3 separate regions of the Mus musculus genome follow, and all the other regions are linked to region 3. Evidence: chromatin loops called from intact Hi-C (ENCODE). Cell type or tissue: gastrocnemius. All regions are shown on one strand.

The links. Hi-C counts contacts between places; a loop is a spot of excess contacts. Peaks named below come from ENCODE experiments on the same cell type or tissue, not always from the same donor. Only the 100,000 strongest peaks of a DNase experiment are listed, where the experiment ranks them.
Region 1: it touches region 3 in a loop (2.9-fold over the local background); 5 of 42 quality-filtered maps call a loop at or near these places.
Region 2: a loop joins it to region 3, with 8 times the contacts of the local background. A loop is called at or near these places in 36 of 42 quality-filtered maps.

Annotation. Positions count from the first base shown.
Region 1 is chr16:29,014,388-29,022,387 of GRCm38, forward strand. No RefSeq gene overlaps it. Among named protein-coding and RNA genes, the nearest start is that of Mb21d2, 89 kb to the left of the region's middle. In gastrocnemius, no CTCF peak of the experiment used is centred here; DNase peaks (open chromatin) are centred at 3,791 and 4,926.
Region 2 is chr16:28,836,546-28,844,545 of GRCm38, forward strand. The region is part of intron 1 of Mb21d2 (Mab-21 domain containing 2); the gene reads right to left. Among named protein-coding and RNA genes, the nearest start is that of Mb21d2, 89 kb to the right of the region's middle. In gastrocnemius, CTCF peaks have their summits at 1,675 (motif pointing right) and 3,693 (motif pointing right); DNase peaks (open chromatin) are centred at 1,672, 3,309, 3,705, 4,185 and 2 more places; H3K27ac peaks cover 252 bases.
Region 3 is chr16:29,556,551-29,564,550 of GRCm38, forward strand. No RefSeq gene overlaps it. Among named protein-coding and RNA genes, the nearest start is that of Opa1, 19 kb to the right of the region's middle. In gastrocnemius, a CTCF peak has its summit at 4,504 (motif pointing left); DNase peaks (open chromatin) are centred at 4,092 and 4,506; H3K4me3 peaks cover 235 bases.

The DNA.
Region 1 (8,000 bases), 540 kb before region 3:
TTTCTGTAGGATCAGAGTAGGGTTTTGTCAATTCTGCTTGTCACATTGGCTCTACAAAACGTTCTGCCAACAGCAAAGTGAGTTTTCTTCCTCTTTATAAAATGCAAATCAATTCAAAACACATTTCTGAGGCGCCTAAAGTGTCATTAATGAGTGATTCTCAACCCTAGCTGCACATTAGAGGTAGCTGGGGAGTTTTAAAAATCCCAGAGCTGGGGCTGTACCCCACAGCGATTAATCTGAGCTTTCTGAGACTGAGTCTGGGCAGAGATGCTTTGTAAATCTCCCCTGGTGATTCCACCATGCAGCCAAGGTTGAGAGTCCTGTCTTAAGCAATACACACTGGGTGCATCTCTATAAACACATACCTTAATGCTTGTATTTATATGATCTAGCATTCTATTAACTGTGTGAAAAGCAGGCACCCTTCTCATGCTTCACAAATCTCTGCTATCATCAGTGCATGTGAGGTCCTGTGCTCTGCAGAAATGCCTCCATGCACCCTAATTTGCTTAATTTTTACAAAAAGAAGACAAACAAAAAATATGTAGCAAAAGAGGACAAATTCTCATATATTACACATATGTATACCAAGGTATGGAGATGTGGTACTGGGCTTAACACCTAGCTGGGCTTAACATGCGGTCTGCAAGACACCAGGGTTTGATATTTAAAGATATGCTCACCTGCAGGGTTGTGCAAATACACGCTGGCTTCTGGGCCAGGGTATCACTGTAGGTCAGGTGCTCTAGGTCCTGATAGCATAGGGGCAATTCCATTGGCCTGCTCTCAAGGACCTAGCAGCTGCCATTGCCATGACCTGAGGCCACTTCCAGGGGTTCTAAGATATATGTGACAAAGAAAAGGACCTGCCCACTGCCCTAATGCTCTCTGTTCTCAGTTTTCCCTCCCTCTGTTCTCTGTATGATCCCCCACTCCACCCTCGCCCCCTCTCTCTGCCCTCATGGCTCTCTCCTGGATCCCTGTCTGTCTGCCTGTCTACATGTCTACTTATCTGTCTCTATCCTTTCCTCAGGTCTTCACTCCTCTCCCTAATCCCCAACAAACTTCTTTTACACTAGATTTGTTGTATGGTATAATTTCTCAGGGATACACATTGGGTAGGTCACCAAAGATTTCCCCCTTGCCCTATCATGTTTCACAACAGATACTACTTTTTATCTGGGTAAAACCTTGGAAATGGCTTACCCCTAATCATGTAGGTAAGAATGTGAGGAGAGTCTGAGCCATGATGGATCTCAGTACTCTGGAAATGCATTCCCACTAGAAAATGTGATGCTATGTCTACTTTAACTTTCTAGGCTCCTAACTGCCACAACCATCAAAGAATTCCAAATTCCAATTCCCAATCTGGTGACTGTGTTATCTTATGTAGCAAAAGGGACTTTGAGGCATGGTTAAGGAACTTTGGGATAGAGAATTATCCTGGATTATCCTATGGACCCAGTGTACTCATAAGAATTTTTCTTATACCCCAGAACGAGCCAGGAGAGCCAGAGTCAAAGAAAAATGTGAATACAGAACGAGAGGTTGAAGTGCTGCTCTCCTTACTGAGAGGAGGTCGTGAGCTAAGGAAGGAAGAGAGTTCTAGAAGGGAATGTATGAAATGGTTCTCAACTAAAACCTCCTGAAGAAATACAACCCAGAAGATTCCTTCATTTTAGCCTATAGCCTGTCTTCTAGAACTATGAATTAATAAGATTATGTTGAATAAGTTTGTGGCATATTTTAATGTCAATAGACAAGTACTTCAAAATGTGTTTGCCTAACCTAACAAAACCATACATGACTATTAATAACTAATACAACATATTATTGTTATACAAATAATTAACAATTATTGTTGGCCATAGCAATACGATTTGGAACATAATTTATGCATTCGCTGATAGGTAAGAGTACACCCTGATCCTGCTCCCAGACTGAAAGCCTCTGCTTGCCTCCGTGACCTGACCAGCTCACACCTGTTCCTCTTACCTCCATCTCAGGGACCAGAGGAGGATCTCTCTTCTGGGTCAGGTCATAAGGTCAAGCAGGCTTTCATTACACACCCTCCTGCTGTCTCATGGGAAGCCCATAAAGGCAGATTTCAAGGTATAGGCAATTTGTTATTCTCCTTTCACAAAGAGAAGCTGAGAGAGTAACATAAGACACCCTGAAATGATGTCCACACATGTATGAGAATAAGGTACAAAATGCTGATTCAACATTTAGTTTGATGTGCTACATGACTTACCTATAGCCCAAACTTCCCTCAATAATTCTTTCTTCAAAGCAATGTTTAAGTCTTCACTTCTGTATATTTGTGTTGGTTTATGTATGTGTGTGGACACATGTGAGTGCAGTTGCCACTGGAGTTCAAAAAAGGGTTCAGATGCTATGGAGCTGGAGTTACGTTGGATTGTGCTGGGACAGGTGCTGGGAGCCAAACTTGGGTCCTAAGCAAGAGTAGTACATTACCTCACCTGCTGTGCCAGCACCTTCTTGACGACTCTCTAGGGTAATGCCATGTTGAAGCCAACCTCTCAATGTCTAATACAGTCAAATTTTCTCCAAGATTGAAACTAATTTTTATTCTCTAGTGGATTTAGAAAGCAGTCAGCTCATGTTTTAGGTTCTGGGTGAAATAAAAAAAAATCACATTAACTAGTTCTAACATGGTCAATGTAGCCATTGGTATTTATGGTAAAAGCCACCTGGGAACTCAGCCAACAGAGGGAACAGATTTTATTTATTCTGGAGTGAGTACGCATGGCTGGATGATGGACAGAGCCGTCAGCATTATTTGGGATGTCACAGCTATTTTTCTCTTGCTTACATTTCATGTTTGTTGTTGCCGTCTCTCTGATAAGCAGATGCAATTAAATTAGAAGAATATATGAGTTTATGGTGCTATTCCTTCATAGCTCAAGTCTTCAAGAAGTAACTGGACTGAGTTTTCTGGAGATTATGACCTTCCCAGTTTCTCCAAGGACTCAAGCAGAGATTGGGCAACCAGAATATAGAGAAAAGAATGGAGCGCTGAACATAAAATTCAAGACTCTCTGAGATCCTTTAAAAATTAAAGTTCTCCATTGTGATAGTTTCTGTTTTTTCAAAGAGTCACTATTTATTCCTTATTCCGTGTGCATGGTACTTAGTCTGCATATATGTATGCGCACCATGTACACCTGCAGAGGCTGAAAGAGGGCATCCCATCCCCTGGAACTGGTGTTACAGGTGTTACTGTGTGGATGCTGGGGAGTGAATCAGGGGCCTCTGCCAGAGTAACAAGTGTTCTCAATTGCTGAGCCATAGCTCTAGCCCCTATTATGAGACTTTTGCTCAGTTTCTCCCAGAGAGTTAATTATTGCCTTCTAGGAAGATTAAATGGGCACGAGCGAGAAGGCACATGTAATTCTCTTATTTCTTTTCTCTGTAAAATTATTTGTTCCCCATGCAAATTCTAACACACTACAGGAATAGTCTCTCTTCTCACATACAGAACAATGCCTGGGTAAGGGGCATCATTCTGTAAAATGGAATTTAGCACTAGGTGATCTTGTGGACTCAACCAGTAGGGTCTTGGGTGAATTCAAAGTCCCCATTCTGGGTGCCTAAATTCTAACAAATAAGAAGTGTACTGCAGAAAGGGTATTGTAGTTAGTCTTATTTCTTTTCTCTTACAGCAGATGTCACAGTGTTTTCCATCTACTGGGTTTTGTGCTTAAGGGACCATGAAGGAGAAATCCTCTCCACTGTGCTTCTGGCACTGGCTGTGGTCCACGGCTCTCAGGGGCCTGCCATGTGTAAATCACACACCTAAATCCACTCTGATAGAGCCCATCCATCAGATGTTGGCGGTGACGTGGGCAGCAGTGTCGGTAAATCTGGGGAAAATAATGTATTTGTGCAGTGAGATGACATCCCATAATGAGACTGTGATACTGTACAGCATGTGATTTGCTATTCTTGACAAAGATGAATTTTGCAGTGAGCATGGCTTCTGAGAGACTGTGAGTCCTGGCCAACATGGAAGGTGGAGGCCTCTCAGGTTGTCTAGTCAGAACTCTTCCTTCCTGGGAGTGATTTCTCAGGAGTGCCAGGAACAATTTGCCAAATTGGATTTTCTCTAAAGGGTAGCTGAGTGTTTTGGCATAAAAAAAAAATCTCTGAAGAAGAAGATGGTCATCAATATTCCTTGACTGCACGTATTGTTTATGGTAAAGGAGCCCATGCCATAGACTCTTGTGCCCTTAAATGTAATCAATGCAAGGTAAAAACTTGTTTTATGTGCAAAATAAATAACATAACTACTTCAGCTCCCTACTCTCAGAGTCATCTAAGCAACCATTTTCTATATTCATCATTTTTAAGGGCTTAAGTTGTATTGAGTCCTGTGATAAAAAGTGTCCTCCCCAGCCTAGCCAATATTGTTATTACCAGCAGAAGTAGCAGCACAGACCCGTGGCTGCCATTCTAAGCCTGCTGAATCAGAATCGCATTAATGAAACCATCTGGGTCTCATACAAATTAAAGTTTCTAAAGACTCAGAGAGCCACGTGGAGTGGCACACGACTGTGCCTGTAATTCTTACCTTTCAAAGGCTGAGGCAGGAGGATTGCTTAGCCCAGGATTTCCAGGCAAGCCTGGCCACACGGTGAGACCCTATTTTTTCAAAATGAATAAAAAATATACCAGAAGTATGGCACTAAGTGAGGTTTGAGATATTCTAGTATTTCATCAGCAACCAAAAAAATGACGCTGATAGTGGAATGGAAGTCATTGTAAATATATGTGTGTACTCTTCAATATACTTTCCATTTCTATTGTGCCCATTCATGAACCTCAAAAGACCACTGAGAAGCCAACTCCGATGCAGTTGTACTAGGGTCTTTTATTCAAGCTGGAGCCTGGGCTCCTCGCCAACCCTAACACAGCAGGACAGGAAGGTATAGCTGAGAGTCTAATTTCAAATAGGTATTTAGAGACGCAAGAAGGGGATATCTAGCCTGGCACACATCTGGTGGTGGGGGGGTCGCATTTTGGAATTTTATTTTCCTTTAACACAATTTGCTGGTGCTGGGAGCCAAACCGTAAACTTAATTTCAGCTTTCTTCCTAATTGGTGGTTGTTAAGAAGTGAAGTGTCAGGGGCAGGCTTGTAACCAGGAGGCACAGATTTTGGGGGGAGTAACCTGGAAACTGGTGCTAGGTGTCAGCTTGTTATTTAACTGGAGTTCAAGCTTAGGTCAGGTTCTTTAAGATAGAGTCTGAACCCAAGAGATCTGCCCTCTCAATTTCTACAGTGACCACATTTGAGCTTTCCCATAACCTCATGAAACACATAGGTTCCATTCTCGTCATTTCACAGTTGAGGTAAATGAAGGTCATAGTGATTCCTCGTTTTGTCAAAGATTTATATAGGTGTACATAGACATCAAGTTCAAGCTCAATCTTTCCTCCAATCCATGTCTCTTGGTCATCATTAGCTCACTATGATGTCATCATAAGTCCACTATGACGTTAGTCCACTTTAATGGGCTATCATATCAGACCACCCTAACGGCATCGCCAGGTGTTCCAAATCTCTTTTATTCTCTGAGCTGTCTCCACCACAAACAAGAATAGGCATCAATAGACAACCAGCTGAACTTAGGTTCACTGTGTAGCTAAGTCTGTGCAGAATGTTCTTACTATAAAGGGGTGAAATTTGTCTTTGAGTGAGAGTGGAGTGCAGTGGAAAAGCACTTGCCTACCATGTGTGAATCCTGGGCTGGATGCTCAACACAGGGAAAATGTCTGACCTGAGTCATATTGGTTCTACATGCCCATGAAGTCTTATGTCAGCCTGCCCACATAATTCCTCAATTTAGGACTGATCACATATATCATATTCAGACCTGTGTCAATTAGCTCTTTGGTTCCTTTAAAGATATATTCTTCCAGGAAAGTTTCCCAAGCTGACACTGAAATACAGGCTAAGGTGGCCAGCTCTCTGTATTATATATTACTCTGGCAGGTGTGTGTATGGGGAAAAACTTGCTTTTGTTATTGAAGGAATGATGTATTAGTCACTAAGTGTCAAGTATATTGCTACCTTTGCTCCAGGGGCTATTAGGGCTTTGATCATGGAATTCACAGAGGACCTTAAGATGGGGATGGGAGGTAGGATGCTAATGAGACACATCTGGCAGGAGTTTTGCAGCTTCTGCTGTAATGTGCTGCCCTTGAGGCTCTTAAGAACCTCCTCCCTATAAATGCAGCCAACTTGACAGAAATGTTTCGGGGCTGTGGAGAAAGGACAGGGAGATACATTAGACACATGCCTTTTGTTACAAAGTATGTATGTACCTTATAAAACTCATTATATATGTTATATTATATTGTATGTGTGTATAATGTATATGTCTCATATATGTGTATATATATACATATGCAAATATACATTATGAAACAACTCTTCACAAGATCTTTATATGAGATTTTTATTGGAGAACACTTTGGATCACAGTTGAGTACATTTGAAAGGCTTTGAAGCAGAGAAGTAAAGTTTCTCATCTAATATTCTCTATTAGCATATTTGACAATCGCTCAACTTATGATGGGCTAGAGTGTCCTTTTAGAAGGGATTTTAAAGTTCAAAAGGATCATTAATAACTGAATTTTTCAAAATATTTTATTACTTCTTTGAGAATTTTATATAACATATTTTGATCAAATTCACCCACAATTACTTCCCCTCGCTGCTTCCCGATCCACTCTTACCTCAGTAACACTCTGCCAACTTCCTGTCTTCCTTTTTTATAATTCGATAACTTATCAACTCTAGTTTTTGTTGTTTATATTCTTCTGGGTGTGGGACCATCCATCAAAGTCTGGTTGGCCTACAAGGACCGATACCCTCAGATGAACCTGACTCACTATTCTTGAGAAACCATTAACTGTCTGTAGCTCCATAGTAAGGCTGGGCTTCTTGTGGTAGTCTGAATAGTTTTGGCTTCCATAGCTTCATGTGTTTCAATGCTTGGCTACAGGGAGTTACACTCTTAGGAGGTGTGGCCTTATTAGAGTAGGTGTGGCCTAGTTAGAGAAAGTGTGTCACTGTGTATGTGGGCTTTGAGGTCTCCTATGCTCAAGCTCTGCCCAGCGTGGAATCAGAGCCCCTTCCTGGATGCCGGTGGAAGATAGTCCACTTTTTCTGCCTGTGGACCAAGATGTACAACCAGAACTCTATTCTCCTCTAGCACCATGTCTGCCTGCACACTGCCATGCTTCCTGAACTGAACCTCTGATACTGTAAGCCAGCCCCAATTAAATGTTTGCCTTTATAATAGTTGTTTTGATCGTGATGCCTCTTCACAGTAATAAAACTCAACTAACTAAGGCAGTTCTTCTGTGCCCTTCCCTCTCCATGCTGGAATGCTGACTGGTTCAAGTTTGTATATGTCTTGTGTAGGCAACCACAGCGCCTGTGTTCTCGAGGGCAGCAGTCCTGTCATATTCAGAAGGCAGTGTCTGCTCCCGTCCTTTCTGATGTCAGTCAGGCTCATAAGTCTTTCTGCCTCCTTCTCTGCAGGTGGTCCCCTAGCCCTGGAGGGAGGAGTATGGTAACTTAGGAGTTCTGCCTATGGAGGATTGGATGTTGTCGATTATATGAAAAGGACAATAGCAAAAACATTCTCATGAAGCTAACTCGGAACATAGCCTGAGTTGCTGTGGAGCAGCAACTCCTGTTTGGTTCAGAGAGTTGCTTGCTCTGCTCATCATCCACTTTGGTGCTTTTATTCATATGAGCATCTCTGAACCTAACACGGGCTTTCTCAAAATACTGCTAGAAATGCAACACACTGATTCTTACCATCCACTGGCTCACTGTTTCTTCTCTACGCTCCTGAGATGATAAAACCGAGTCCTGACTGCAGTTTGATCCCCTTTTCCTTTATTGCCCTGAAGTCTCATCATGTAAAGCTCACAGGCACATAACCTCTCTGGTTTATA
Region 2 (8,000 bases), 720 kb before region 3:
GTCTGGGGTTAGGGGAAGGGAGTCCTCTAAAGAAATTTAAAACTACCATTGGCTAAAGAACTTGTCTTAATGTCAGTTTACTGTGGGCATCTCTGAAACTATGCAACGGTGGAAAATGTTGTGAGAATCATACTTGCCAATTATCACTCACTATCTCATTTGTATGCTACAATATGTTAAAGTGTAACCAAATGCCATGTAATATCACCCACAGACACTTCAAGACATATAATGGATAATGGCCCCATGCAATACCATATACAGTGTTCTAGATCTAAACAACAACAAAAAGCTATTGTCTTTTATTATAGACTTGATTTTACTTCTTCCTGATGTGTGAAGATAGGACACAGTACTGAGTGTGTGTGAGCTTGGGAGAGGGGCGCTCTTGATGGCCTACTGCGTCCCCAGTCTGCTCCGCAGTTCATCTAGAGCTAGGACAGGCAATTCCGGCAGCAGGACAGCTTCCTACCTCCAAGAGCCACCCACTGCTCCATCCACAACCACAAAGTTCAGAAGGGAGCCCCGAGCATAGTCCTTACCCACATGGGAGAGAAAGCAGAATCTAGGCAAAGGCCGCAGCTGTGAAGCCAGGATGGGTTCCCGTAGCTGCCCAGAGAGTCAGCCCTCCTCAGCTTACACTGACCTCTGCCCACTTTGCTCCCTCCTCTGACTGAAGGGCTCAGCTGCTCCCTGCCACGTTCTTAGCGATGAACTTACCCAGCTCGGAGGCCCAATTGACCATGGCAAGAGTCATACAGGTCAGCACTATAATGGCCTACTTGTGATATCCGGTTCTATGTATAATGTGTCCCCGCTGTATGCCTTATAAAACAAGATCTATGCACAACTGCCCCAAAGGTCACTGGGCTCTCACATCAGCAAGGGTGTTTACAATCTGCATCTTGTCTGATCAGTCACTGCCTTGTTGCTTACCTAATTCTGCTGGCCAGTCCACAGATACTTTTGCCTTTCCTGAATCTCTTTTCAGAGCCATGATGAGTCCGTGTCCTACTTAGGTGTGCATCTCGTGTCTGCCTTCAGTACAGGCCATTCCTAAATATGAACTGAACAGGAGAAGGTAAGGCTTGCAGTGTGAGTGTGAGTGTGTGTGTGTGTGTGTGTGTGTGTGTGTGTGTGTGTGTGTAAGGAGGTAGCTTCTACTTTGGATCAGACCATCCCTATCCCTCTGAAATGTATAGAACGAATCCCAAATGCACATTCCATCTTTCTGTCCACTAGTTACTAATTATGCAATTACCTGTTGGTCCCCTTGTGTCCAATAACTTGTGTATCACCCAACAATGGAAGTTGGACAGATATAAAGTGAGTAAACAAATAGACCACATATCCTGGGACACGCTCTCTTCACAGAGGATGAGACGGGTGGGTAAGATGCTTAGCACGGCAGTGTCAATCTGATAGTGTCATACTGTCATTTTGAGACTTCCTAAGAAATTGTGTCTAGCCCATATGCCCAAGCAAAGACAGACGAAAAAGCCTGATAATGGAGCAATTATGAAACAGTCTAAAGGCGGGGGTGGGGGGAGGGCGGTACCACGTCTTGTTCTGTGATAAAACTACCACTCTGGGACTGTCCAAAGCATCATTTGCAACCCTGATGGGATGGTTACCGTGCGAGCTAAGGTCAAAATCCCAGTAACTGCCAACAGAGGGCATCCGTGCTCCATCATTCCTAACTCTGTAAAGCAAGGCTCCGAAGTCATCAAATCCTAGCAGCTGTAGGCATTTGGATGCTTAGTAGAGGAAGAGACCTCTGTGAGACACATTAAAACCTCGCCCTCAACCCGTCTACCATCCACCTCGGATCATCTAGATGGCTCCTAATTCGTCACTCTGCCAGAGCAACACCAGAGGAGAAAAGTTCTCTAGTACAAGCAAACACACATCTTTAAGCTAAGGCAGGAGAGAGGGTGGTCAGACAAAGCTCCCAAGGAAAGCAGTCACTGGAAAAGCTACCAGCATTCTTACTGATAATAAAGGACAGAAGTATCTTCAAGACATAATCAGCTACCTGAAATTAACTCTTAATATCACGAACAAAACATACTTTATTACTGCACTTGAAGATGCTGACATCAAAGAAAACTAAACTACAAGAACACAACCTCTATGGAGGTGCACCTGTGCAGGTTCGAGGTGCAGGTGGGTAGTAGCCTGAAGAAAACACTGCAATGTCTCAAATCAGCATCTGCCCCATGACAGCAGAGGCCACCTTGAAGGTCACCCTCTTGCTGCTTACATGGGAAAGCAATATTTGAGGCTAGCTCCTCTGCCCCGGTGCTTCCCAGAGGATGAAGAGCTGTGGTCACTGTTCCAGCTAGACACCAACAATCAACTTGGTGGCTCCTGAGAGAGGAGCCCATACCTGCAGCCCCTTTGACACTCCTGTCATCTGAATCAGCAGCAAGCTGCAGATCCTGGACTCTGGGGAATGAAGTTTAAGCTATGAGCGTGTTCGACTACAAAGAATGAATGAGTCAGATTAGTGGAGCCAAATCCGGCTCCCAGTGTTATTAATACAACTGCTGTGGCACAGATTAGAAAGCCAGAGCCCAAAGCCAGAAGTGCTGGGAACGGAAACCCAGGGTCTCTGATTTTCAACCTAGAGCTCTTTTACTCTACATGGAGCTTTTAAGCTGAGTGTGTGTGTGTACGCGTGCATGCATGCATGCGAGCATGTGTGTTTGTGTGTGTGTGAAAGAGAGAGAGAGAGAGATTGATTGATTTTGATTCTTTTGGGTCTCTATGTCTCACCTCAAAGGACTGAACCAACCTTCAAGGAGATGTGTATTTCAAACTGTCAACACTGAAATTTCTCCCCCAATTTTAAATCCACATTTAACTGCATCCAGCCTGGGTTTACTACCAGGAAATGCTAAAGTCTGAAGAGTAGCTACTTTGAGACTTACCAAAGGCACAACTTTGGCGAGACTCTTGGACACATGAGGAAAAACAGAACTTATTCGTCCCAACTGGAAACACATTCTTATCCCTAACTTCCCAGGTATTCATTTTAAAGACAAAAAAACAAAACAAAACAAAACAAAACATGGTTTTTGCTAAGATTTCTCCGATGGTTATTTGTTCACACTTGTATCTCCTTCATTCACCAGAGAGGGGGCAAATCCATCTTATACGTGGACAGTGCGCTTGCGCTGAGAGTCCTCAGGGAGAGAACTGACTAAACATTCCACCCTGTGGGTGGGCCAAGAAGTATCAAGTGTGTGGACTGGCAGCACAGGAATGGCCTGCGGTGATAGCCTTGAAACCAAAGATGCCACAGTCTGAACTGTCTAGAGCCACACAGGTATACAATTCCAAAGGTATCGGCAGCCGCGGAGCTGAATTTTGACCCAAGGGATTAAACACCGGCAGGAACATTCACACTGCACACCTTTCAAGAGCCTATTCAGATCAGATTCTACAGTTAGGCAGGTAAATGATTACAGATGGACAGAACCCCCAGTGTGGTCTGATTGTGATGCAGAAATCCAACACCCAAGATAGTGACAAGATGACACAGACCCACATTTTGTGATAAAAGTAACAGCTTCGAACTTTGAGATGAAAAACTCAAGTCTTGAAATTTTCAGTCTTGAAGAAAACCAGCTAGGGAGACAAACCCCACTACAGTTCTTGGTGTGAGAGCGTATTTTCCTTACTCTCCACTGGAGGGCGCACTTCCCTAACTTTTCCTTACAGTTGTACAGTCTCCACCGCAAGAGTGGCTTTAAAAAGCCTGGAGGTTTGACATAATTTTTGTATAATTCATACCTGCTTTTACTGATATGCTTTGAAGATGGGTCAGGATACTGTGCTTCACACTGTCTAATCCCTGATACCTGCACACAGTTTGCAGTAACCCTACTTAACAGGATGTCACACGTCACTGATTCACTGATAAAATTCCGTGGTATCCGGATGAAAAGAGACACAGGGAAAATGCCCAAACAGATAACGGAGATAGTGTGATCCGAACGTTATAAATTCAGGATACACACGAGCCTCACAATTTATGGGCTCTGCAACATTTGGAAAAGTTATCTGGATGCTTCGTACGTGCAGGCGCCAGCACAGGCCAGAGTCTGGCCTACCAGGCGTCCTCTTCAGTATATTGAGACGGGGTCTCCGGTAGCCCTTGGACTTAACTGATCAGCTGACTGGTGGGCTCCCAGGACACACTGTCTCCAGGTCTCAGGCTGGAGTTACAGACGTGCGGTCACACCTCCCTTCCTACGTGGGTGCAAGGGATCTGGACTTGGGCCAGTGCATGCAAGGCGCGTTATGGAATGAGCCTTCTCCCTATGCCCTGTGGGGTTTCTGAAACTTCAGTTTCGTCATTTCTTTAAAAAGGGGGTGGGGAGATAGTACATGGCTCCCGTGAGACTTAATGAGAGCTATATAAAGCTCCAAGGGCCATTTCTGGAACTTGGAAAGTGCTGGAAAAACACAGTTTGCTTTATACAACATAAATCTGTTCACAACGTGCCGGGTCAATGAACAACACCGACTTTTAGCATTAGTGGAACATGTGGTGTTTTGTTTTATTTTTTTTAATATATTAATTTATTTTCTATTCAATCCCTTCCCTTCCCTTAGGGGGTTGCATGAGCCCGTCTGGCTTGTGCCAAGTGGTGGTGCTGTCGAACTTGTTAAGATCTGACTTGCTGGGCCTGCCCCTAAACTATCTGCTTTGGCAGGCCTGGATAATTTGCATTTCCAGTAATTTCCCAGGTGGCCGAGGCTGCCAGTCAAGGACCACACACACTCGGAAGCACCAGGGAAGAGCGAGCGCAACCACGGAGTTTAGCATCAACTCTGTGGCTGACAGAGAGCAGAAGAAGAACAAAGCCCTTAGGCCGTAATCCTAACCTCTCAGCCATTCACCATGACAAGGGCACGCTTGGCCAGCCGTTCCCTCCTCGACTCTTTCTGTACAGATGAACAATAACTAGAGATGAGGTCGCATGAGGGTCGAAGAAGGAAGGGGATAAATTAAGACTCAAAAATAATGAGATGACTCCCTGCAAGAAGAAACAATCAGGGCAACGGCTCAAATAGTCCTTCCTTCTCAGCACTGGGGGTAGGAGGGGGCATGAGGGATTCAAGGACATCCTCTTATTTAGGAAGTCAGCCCTATCTCAGAAGGAGGAGGAGGGGGGGAGGGGGAGGAGGGGGAGGATGAGGGGGAGGAAGAAGAAGAAGAAGAAGAGGAGGAGGAGGAGGAGGAGCAGGAGGAGGAGGAGGAGGAGAAGGAGCAGGAGCAGGAGGAGGAGGAGGAGGAGAAGGAGGAGGAGGAGGAGTGGAAAGAGGAGGGTGGGAGGGAAGGAATGAGGGGACAGATGGAGGGAAGAAAAGAGGCCCATGACCTCAATAGACTGATAAAGATCTGAGAGTTCTTAGCTGTGTTCTGCCCGCTAACTCTACTTAGCAAAACTGCTGCACCTGATTTCCTATCTAAAATCATGCCCTGGTCCTTAGACCAGCACTGGAGCAGGGAACGGTACATCTTCTTACCTGGGGCCAAGAACAAGGCGCTTCCATCCTGCTTCAAGAGAGCGCCCAACAGAGGCCTGAGGACCACTAGCCTTCTCTCCCATACGACAGCATGGACCAGTCACGGGCATCAGGCGAGCCCAGCTCCTGACTCCTTCACAAGCTCCTTGAGTACTTAAATCCAGCTGGCTTCACAGCAGTGATGGTTACTGCTGAACACGCCACATCTGTCATCATTAGGCAGGTACCCCAGAGTCGGGCGCCATCAATTCAGTTGTCAAATGTTTGACATCCTGTCTCTTAACTGCCTGGTGCGGGGTCTTCCCTACAGAGCCCATTGTTGTGTGTCCCTGTCACAACCAGCTCAGGCATCACGTCACACCACGGATAACAGCATGGCCTCCTAATTGGCCTCTCCTCCCATCAAAGGGGCTTCCTGAGGACACGTGCAGTCACCTCGGCAGCCTGCACCAAGTTCTCTGGCAGTGCCCCATCCTTGGAGCCAAGACTGCCCACGTTTAGGCCAATCTCCCTTCAATGCTGGTCTTAGATGGCCCCTTATGTTCTCCGTGAGCTTCTGTCCCAGAAAGGATTCCCCAAAATCCTCCACCAATCGAACACTGGTTTGGATATCCAACCTCCCAGTGCGCCCCCACCCCTGCACTCTCGTTTGTAGTTTGTGTTTGGCCCATGTCCTTACCTACAGGAAGGATGCTAACTCTACCCGCCTTAAAAGTGTTTGCCTCCTAGCGGTTCACGGCTGCACGCGGGCACGCCCCTTTCCTCTCTGCACAGTATTCTGCTTAGGGTGGTAGTTTACGAGACTCACACTGTGACTTATACAAAACCATGAATTTCAGCAGGACGGAGACTTCTGCTTCGTGTTCCCTTGTGTTCTTAAGTGTTGGGGGTCACTGTGTTCCACGAACAGCCTGTCTTGATACATGAGCTGGCGTGTATAGGGCTGGTGAGCCGGAGAGTTACAGTAACACACTTCAAATACTGTTCTTTCATATATAGCTTTCTCGAAATGCTAATATTTTGTAAACTAAGTAGTAACAGTAAGCAAAATGCACTCAAGCGTAGCAGAACACAGCACCCCAGAGAGGGCTAAGGTCTCCCTAGCCAGACTGCAAGTGACACTCAAGGAACTGAGTCTCCACTGCACGCTGTGGCTTTACTGACTTTTATCCTTGTCACCAAATTCCAACATCAACTTCTTAATCTTTTTTTCCTACAACCATTAGGGTATGATATTGTGCATGCGTGCCTGTATATGTCTCTATCTGTGTGTGTGTGTGTGTGTGTGTGTGTGTGTGTGTCTATCTGTGTCTGTGTGTCTGTATGTGTATGTCTGTGTACTAAAGACAGGACCATAGTATGCAATTGTGCCTGGGCTGGGAACTCACTGCTTTGACCAGGTTGGCCTTGAACTTACAGAGATTCAACTGTGTCTGCCTCCTGAACCTTCAACCAGTTTTTAAAGGTTGAATATAGGTTTAAAGGCCTCTGTTGGACTGATATTTATTTCTTAGTATGACTAAGTTTTCTGGTCCTAAGTTCTAGCCATTTGGGATGATGACCCTGACCCCATCTTTCTAGCAAATTGCACCTTTCTAGGAAATTGCCCCTGACTACACTCTACACAGCCAGGGACAGAAGGCAGGCCATCTTTTTTCACTGAGTGATTGTAGGGCTCCTCGAGGAAATTCCCTTGCCTGTGTGTCCTGTGGAGTAGTTGGTGGTGGAGACCAAACCTCTCCACTAGAAGCTGTAGCTTCCAGAGACTAGGATCTAGAGATGGACAGACTAACCTAAGTTGAAGGGTCTCAGAGTGGCTTGGGTTGTCCTGGATAGGGCAGTTCCTTTGAAGAGTGCGGGAGCCCCACCCCAGGCTCCCGAAGAAGGCCTGTGAGAGGAGACAAAAGGGGGAAAGCGGGTTGTGGGGGAGCTTCTGTGTACTTCCTATGGCTCAAGCATGTTACAGGCCATCTGACATAGTGAATACCAAAGTCTCATGTTGGACTCCAGCTTTAAGAAACTCAGACTTGGGGCTGGTGAGATGGCTCAGAGGTTAAGAGCACTGACGGCTTTCCCAGAGGTACTGAGTTCAAATCCTAGCAACCACTTGGTGGCTCACAGCCATCTCTAATGGGATCTGATGCCCTCTTCTGGTATGTCTGAAGACAGCTACAGTGTACTCACACCTATAAAATAGATAAATCTTTAAATACAGATTTAAAGAAAGGATTTTAGAAAAGAAAAGGCTTAGTGGTTATGGAGTTTACCTACAGAGTTCTGAATCCAGAACACTGCAGTACATTTTCCAAACAGTGCCCAGAGGCAGGCCTCCCATGGGCCCAGCTGAGTGAGAGCGGATGCTGAAGGTAAAGTTCAAGGAGAGATGCGGAGCACCTGACCCACTCCTCACAGCTTTAGATGGCAGGCATCCTCCTAGGTTTGCGTTAGAAGTCAGATGG
Region 3 (8,000 bases):
GAAATGTTATGTAGTTTATTCTAATTATGAAAGAAATATCAAGCTGCAAAAAACTGTGGGCTTTTTGATATTGCACCTGAGAAGTGGGAATTTAGGTAACATCCTCTGCCCACCCGCCATTTTTCTACCAACACACCATTTTCCAAGAATTCTTATCACTGTATTGACTTTTGACTCTTTCTTTCCTGCTCATCCTTGTGCACCCCCAAATATGATTGGTTGATCCTGCTTCTATTTGAGGTCAGCCTGGCAGTTTCTTCTAACAGACTCCCCACCTATGATCTTGTGAATCTGGGTAGAGTGGTACCAGGTAAGCCCCTGGGTCTGTGGTGGAAACCTCAGTTGAGCAGAACCTCTTGGAATGCCTCCTCTGTCACGCCTCGACTGCCACAGAGCTTCAGAGAACTATTGATTCCAGGAGAAAAGCTGCTTCTTTCTTGGGGAGGTAAGACATGAGCTAGACACAAAACCTGTCACCAACTTCAGGTGGCAATGGTAGCACACTTGCATTTCAGCTAGAATTTTTGCACATAGTGTCACATTGGTGGGTAGGCACCTATGCTTGAGGCCAGATTCCACAGCCAGCCAGGGGACATAGAAGGCCAACTGCATAGGCTGCCTCTCTACCATACAGGGCTCATAACTAACTGGTAGGTCTTGTACAGGAATTAAAAATGTACACAATGTGCCCCATAAGTGTACTTCCGAACTTAGCATCTAGGTGTTTCTCACACCTTTCTCCCATAAGGGAGACTGAGGAACATGGTTGTCTCTAGGGATAGAAAAGCAAAGGTAAAAGAGGAACCTGGAGCCTCATACACACAGTGAAGTACCAAAACCTTAGTGCTGTGTGCTAGCTGGGTGCAGGAGTAACTGAAAGAGCTTCAGGAGGCCAAAGCTGGAGCACTGTGAGCCATGAACACATATATATATACATATATATATACACACACACTTATATATATATATATACACACACATATATACACACACATATATATGTTCACATATATGTTTATATATATATATGGAGTCATACTGGATGGTAATTCAAAGTTGAAAATAGATGTTCTTTGTTCTCACTCCTAGGGATAAAGTATACAGCAAGTGAACATATGATAGAGAAGAGATAAATTTCTAATGAAGAATCCAAATAATATGGGCAATGCTGACCCTGAAGGAGGGTTACATACCACTCCCATCTTCAAGTGTGTACATTACAGAAAATGAGAATATTATGGTTTGGATAGGAAATGTCCCCCACAAGCACGTATGTTGGAGCCTTAGTGTCCAGTTGGAGGCCATAACTGAGAGTTGATTAGCTCATGTGTTCGTAGCCAAACGGGCTATTAGGGGTGGTGAAGCCAGGTGGGAGAGTGGGAGCCACTGGAGCAATGCTTTTGAAGGGTGTGTCTTGTTCCTGCTTGCCCTGTATCCTCTCCTTTTCCCTCTTTTTCTGGCTGCAATAGCATAAGCAACCTTCTCCTCCTTCCACCACAAGGCTATGCATCATCACAGCCCACAGCAATGGGACCAGCCCACCCCAGGGTGTAGTCTCCAAAACTGTGAGCCGAAATGAATCCTTTCTCCAATTGAGATCATGTGATCAAGTCTCCCCGCCCCAGAAGCAGCGAGAAAAAAGGGCCGTAATGCTTTTGAGTCTAGCCTCCATTGCCCACCATTCCCAGCTGAGCAGGAAAGGATCATGACACAGAATGTGTTTTAAAAGTTTTTTTTACACATATGTGTGTTTGTCTGTATGACATGTGTGGGCTGGTGTCCCTAGAAGCCAGAAGAGACTGTCAAGTCCCCTGGATCTGCAGATCCAGGCAGTTATGAGCTACCTGATCTGGATGCTGGAAACCCAGCTCAGGTCCCCTGGAAGAGACCAGATCAGCCTCCAAACTGCCAAAGCCATCAAAAGCAAGGAAAGTTTGAGAAATGTCAGAGCTGGGAACAGGCGAAGGATGTATGACAATTTAATGCAACATGGTCTCCTCATGAGATCTGAGTAAACCACAGACTTCACTTAAAACCAGATGTCAACATCATCTTAATCAACTGTGATAAATATATGGCATGAATGTAAGAGACTGTCTTCACATTTCTTCTTAACCTTTAAATTGTTCTATAATAATAAGTTTATTTAGAAAAATACATTAAAAACTGCTTTGTGGAGGGAGAGTATATGTGATATATGTGTGTGTGTGTGTGTGTTATATGTATGTGGCATATATATATATATATATATATGCATGTGTGTTGTGTGTATATGTGTGTGGCATGTGTACATGTGTATATGTATATGTTTGTGGTGTGTGTGTATATGTGTATATGGTGTACATGGTCCCCTGGGTAGAAGTGCATGCTGCACAAGCTTGGAGACCTGATTTAGAATCCCAGATCTCAGGCAAAAGACCAATGTGACAGTGTACATCTGTAATCTCCATATGCCAGCATGATGGTCAGCAGGAAGTGTGCAGATCAGCTGGGCTGGAGAATAGAGTGCAGTGTCAGAAATAAGACAGACCCTGGATCAGATACAAGGTAGAAGGGGAGAACCAACTCCTGAAAGGCTGTCTTCCAATGTCCACATACATGCTATGGCACACATATGCCTACAAACACATATACGCATACCACACACATATATACACACACACCATATATACATATACACACTCATATACATATAGACATGTACACATGCCACATACTTATATGACATGCACATATACACCACACAATACAGCACACATACATATACATATATACATGTATACCACACACATACACACAACACACATACATACACACATACTACACACACATATATACACACAACACACACCTATACACACACACATAAACACATATTACATGCACCCTCAAAATTACTTCAATGCTTTATGGAGTATGGAGCATAATTCTTATCATATATCAACTCATTATCAAGATATCAATACAATTTCTATTGATCTTGGAACCGTTTATATCTGACAAACGGAAATAGTAAGTTAATAAGTTGTTAGTGAAGAAAGTGCAAGGAGAAAGGGTTGGGTTCCAGGCCTCAAGCAACCAGTCTTCAGCTATGCAAATCTTACCATCCTCCACCCCAACCCCACTCACACTGGCTGCACGTCCTGGTCTCTAACAAAGACCATGAGATGTGCAGGCTTTGAACTTAAGCTAGATAGTGCTTGTATCCTGGTTAGTTAGCACCAGCATGGCCCAAGGAATCAGCTCACCTCTATCAGCTGCAAGCTTTTTCCTTGGAACTACAGCAGGGGTTCTCAACCTGTGGGTCACGACCCCTCTGGGGATCAAATGACCTTTCTTCAAGGATCGCATAGCGTGTATTCTGCATATCAGATATTTACATTATGCTTCATAACTGTAGCAAAAGCAGTTGTGTAGTAGCAAGGAAAAAAATTGATTTTGAGAGTCACCCCAACATGAGGAACTTTGTTAAAGGGTTTCGGCACTAGGAAGGTTACACAAAAGGATATGTCTCCCCTCGGAATAGTTGATGAATGAAATGAGATGTTATATATGATATACAGACTGCTTAGCACAGTGGCAGCCATGTAGGAACTCTCTGCTGTGGTAGCTCTTAGCACTAAAAATGAACGAAACTTTGCCAGACACAGCTGAAAAAGCAAAGCATAAAATATGCCCATAAGTCCATGCTGATGTCAATAATACTGCACATAAACAGGTGACGAGAGTGGATAAATCCATCCAGAGGAGCTCCAGATAAGCCAGGTGGTGCCCCTTCAAGGACAGCACAACTCTATTTCTTCCTGTGATCTGTACATAGTGACTCTCTCCCAAACAGTATAAAATATAGGTCGGTGGAGAAGCCTGCCAAGAGTTTCTCAGCGAAGCGATCAAGGTTAGAAGTCAAAACTGTTATGTCATGCAGATAAGTCAGAAAGAATAGCCCTTTGTTCTTTGATGATCTGTGCTCCAAATCCCAGAATGCTGTGCAAGTCAGGCAAATGCAAACCGAACGCTAGTGTGTGAAGTATCCAATCGAAGTCACCAAGATCGGCAGGAACACAGAGGAGCTGAGAAAATGTTACAGTTTGCCTGGGGCCAAAGGAAAAGCACAGCAAGGCAGTGTGCTGCGGTCAGCTGGACGGGCATTCGCTTTCAAAGGCCAAACAGATAGAGGCGTTTAGTTAGTATTACCTTATCAGGACTGGCTCGTTACTGGTGCTGACCGTGCTATAAGATAGCAACAGGACAGACTGGGAGTCCACAGGAACACTCTGAACTATCTTTATCACTTCTTTTTAGAAAGACTAAAACTATTCTTATTAATTATTAAACAACAAGTTTAGCTAAATGCCTCATGGATAGGATGCACCGTTACAGTAACTACAGTATAACTCGTTAAAACAACCAGACTGGTGCCAATGTGAGCACATAGGTTTAGATTTGCCTTAAAGACTCGGGTTTTTTAGCCAACGGTTTACTGAGATAACTTCGCCCCCTAGTGGCATAATGCTCCATCTACATTTTGTGACTAAACTTCCCATAGACTTCCTTTAAAAAAAAAATTTTTTTTTTCAATATATACTCGGAACCTGTGGTCTGCTGGGACCACACTGCAGTTTGTTCTATGCAGGAACCTTATTTTCATGAGTGGTTTCTAAAGAAGCCAGACTAGGCACACGTCTATGCACAAAAGGGATTTTGGCAGTGAGGTACCCTGGCTCCACAGAACAATTTGACAATGTCAGCAAACTTGACGTTGATTGTGTATCTGTCTTTTAAAAAAAATTTCTACCTCTTGAAATTTCCATAAAATATGGGAACAGAAAAGGTGTGTCCTATGACATTTGTGTTTTCTTCTCCTTCATGATTTACAGAAAACTTTATTGGTTTCTGTATGCATACCCACATAGATATGACCTTATATATTTAAAGGGTCAATCTTGTGAAAATGGGAGGAGACTACATTTAATGTTTAGACTTATGTAGATGCTACTTTCTGTACAATATTAGCTCAAGACCTGAAACAGGGATACTTTTTTCCAGAGTTGACAGCACAACTACAGTTTCCAAAACTTCAAGTAGTATGCATATGTATACATTTATATAAAAGACCATCCAGGCTGGAGAGATGGCTCAGGGGTTAAGAGCACGGACTGCTCTTCCAGGCATCCTGAGTTCAATTCCCAGCATCCACATGTTGGCTTACAACTGTCTATAACAGAATCTGAGGCCTTCTTCTGCTGTGTCTGAAGACAGAGACAGTGTACTCATGTACATAAAATAAATAAAATCTTTTTTAAAAGACCAGCCATAGCAGCATACTATCCATCAATAGCAGAAACAACCTTCCTAGGTTCTTCAGTAATTTGAACAACATTGAGGACGACACACCAGTAAAAAGTTTAAAAAGAAAAAAGGGACAAACCAACAAAATCCCAGAAAACAGTGAAGCTCTGTTGCTGTTGCAGTACCAGGCGCTGTTGTTTAGTTATCTTCTCAGCCATCATCTGGAAGGGAAGCATCCTGATGAGTTACATCACTAAAAGCAGCTGTGAGAGAGCATGGTCGCTGCCACATACCACACATTCACTCTTTTATGGTCACAGATATAGCATACAGGACTGTCCCTCCCTCGTCAGTCGTGCTAGAGGATATAATTTAAAAGGCTTCATTTGAGACTTTTACATCAGAGGGCCCAAAGGAAGACATAACAGCTCTATAAAGAAACGGGACAGTGAAACGGCTCAGTGGGCAAATGTGCTTGTCTCAAATCCTACTGACCTGAGATCAGGGTTGCTCTACACCCACACACTTACTGGGCTGTGCATGCACATGCATGTACATACACATGGGCATGCACACACACCCATGCTCACATGATACATGTGCACACACATCAACAATTATTTTTTAAAGAAAAAATACACTCTAGGATTTTCTGTCACTTTTAGGTTTTCTAAAATTAAGTGGAAAATGTTTAAAGGTCTGAGATCCATACCAAAGTTAGCACAGTAGAGACCAGGAACAACAGGTCCCATATTCTAAAAGAATTAACTTCAGGGGCTGTAGAGATGGCTTAAGAGCTGAGAGCACTTCCTGCTCTTCCAAAGGACCAGAGTCCAGTTCCCAGTACCCATGGCCTATGGCTCACAATCACCTGTAACTCTACCTGTGGGTGAATCTGATGCCCTCTCGTGACCTCTGCCAGCATCTACACTTATGTGCACACCCACCCAGACACACATACGTACACAAAACTAAAAATAAATATGTCTTTTGAAATAAAGAAAAATCAGAGAAATGGAGAGAGGGGGGAAGAGGGGAGAGAGAGAGAGAGAGAGAGAGAGAGAGAGAGAGAGAGAGAGAGAGAGAAAGCGCCTCAATAACTAGTAAACATTTCTGAATTGTGGGTGAGTGTTTTCACAATTGGTAATAGTATCAGCAGCCCCTCATCAAATGTAGATGACCACCTGAGGGTCTGGAATAAAGCAAAGAGAGAGAAGAAAGGCAAATTTTCTTCTACTGAACCCTCTCCCCCTCCCTCTCCCCCTTCCCCTTCCCCTCCCTCTCCCCCTCCCCCTTCCCCTCTCCCTCCTTCCCTCACTCCTTCTCTCCCCTTTAACCAACCTCCCATCTTCCTCCTGCCTTAAGACAACAGAACTTGGAGCTCTGCACCAGCCCCGTTTTCCAGGTTTTCAGGCAGCAGCATTAACAACATTGTCCTCTCCTGTTCTAGTGGTTTGATACGTAACCTTAACAGCACCCCTGGCTCCCTGGGGTCTCCAGCTCAAGTGGCTCATTGTGATTCCTCCTCTTCCAGAGTCTAGTGAGGCAGTTACCCTAATACACCCTCTCTCATTAATCTTGATACTTTTATATTATGTCTGAGTGACTTTGCTTTTCTGGACAATCAGGCTAGTAAAGAAAGTGACATAAAAGCAGAGTTCAAGATGTTTTAGGAACAGGTCAACATCGGTTAAGAACTGATGAACATGATAAGGCTAACAGAAATTCTGATGGGGATATACATCCAAAAGGAATGACTTATTTTTTAGGGAATTGTAGCAATTCTTTTATCCTTAGTATAGCTGGTGCTTAGAGAGATTGGGGCAAGCAGTCTCACCAAATATCTTTTTTTTTAACGTGATCAGTCTTACTTGTAGTTACAGTAGCTGTATAAGACTGATTAGTAGAAATGAGACATACGTTAAATAGGTTATTTCTATCTTACCTCTTAAAAAGCATACCAGCCAGTCCTCTATGATTACAAAAGTATTCTTGGAAGCCATGCGTTTCAGAGGGTATATGTAGCTAGGAGCAATGGTGTCCCTGTCTCCTGCCTTTTTAAGATTCCCATCGTGTATCAGAATAATGAGGAAATACCCTTGTCTTAGGATTAAGACCCTAAGATCTGAGAAGGGTTTCTTGGCTATAACAGCATATCCCATCTGTTTCAATTATTACAGTCATGAGGTCTATACCATATGCCAGGTGGCACCCACATATATTAAATCATCACATAATGAGATCTATTAGTAAATATTATAATTTCACAGTAGTATAATAATATAGAAATATAGACCTAAAATTATACCCGTGATACTAGATCCATTCAGTATTTATTCCTTTGTTCTTTCTGTCCAAATCTCAGCGTTCCCAAAAAGAAATAAAATGTGAGCCAGGTGTGGAAGAAATCCAAGAACTAAGGGTTCTAGTTTGTTGAACATACACATATAAAGACCTGTTTATTTTAGAATTTCTGGAAGGACTTGACTGCACAGCTCAGCGGTGGAAGCTGTTACTTAGCACATCCACTCTTCCAGGTTCGTTCTTCAGCACTGCAAACAACAACAACAACAAGATCAATACCCTCTCCTACACGTATAAGCATGTAGATGAGCCACTGGAGAAATACTCATTTTTCCTTTTCTAGATGCAAATACCATAGATACTTAGGTTTCAGAACTGGGAGCTGGCACAACACTCTTGAGGTGGTG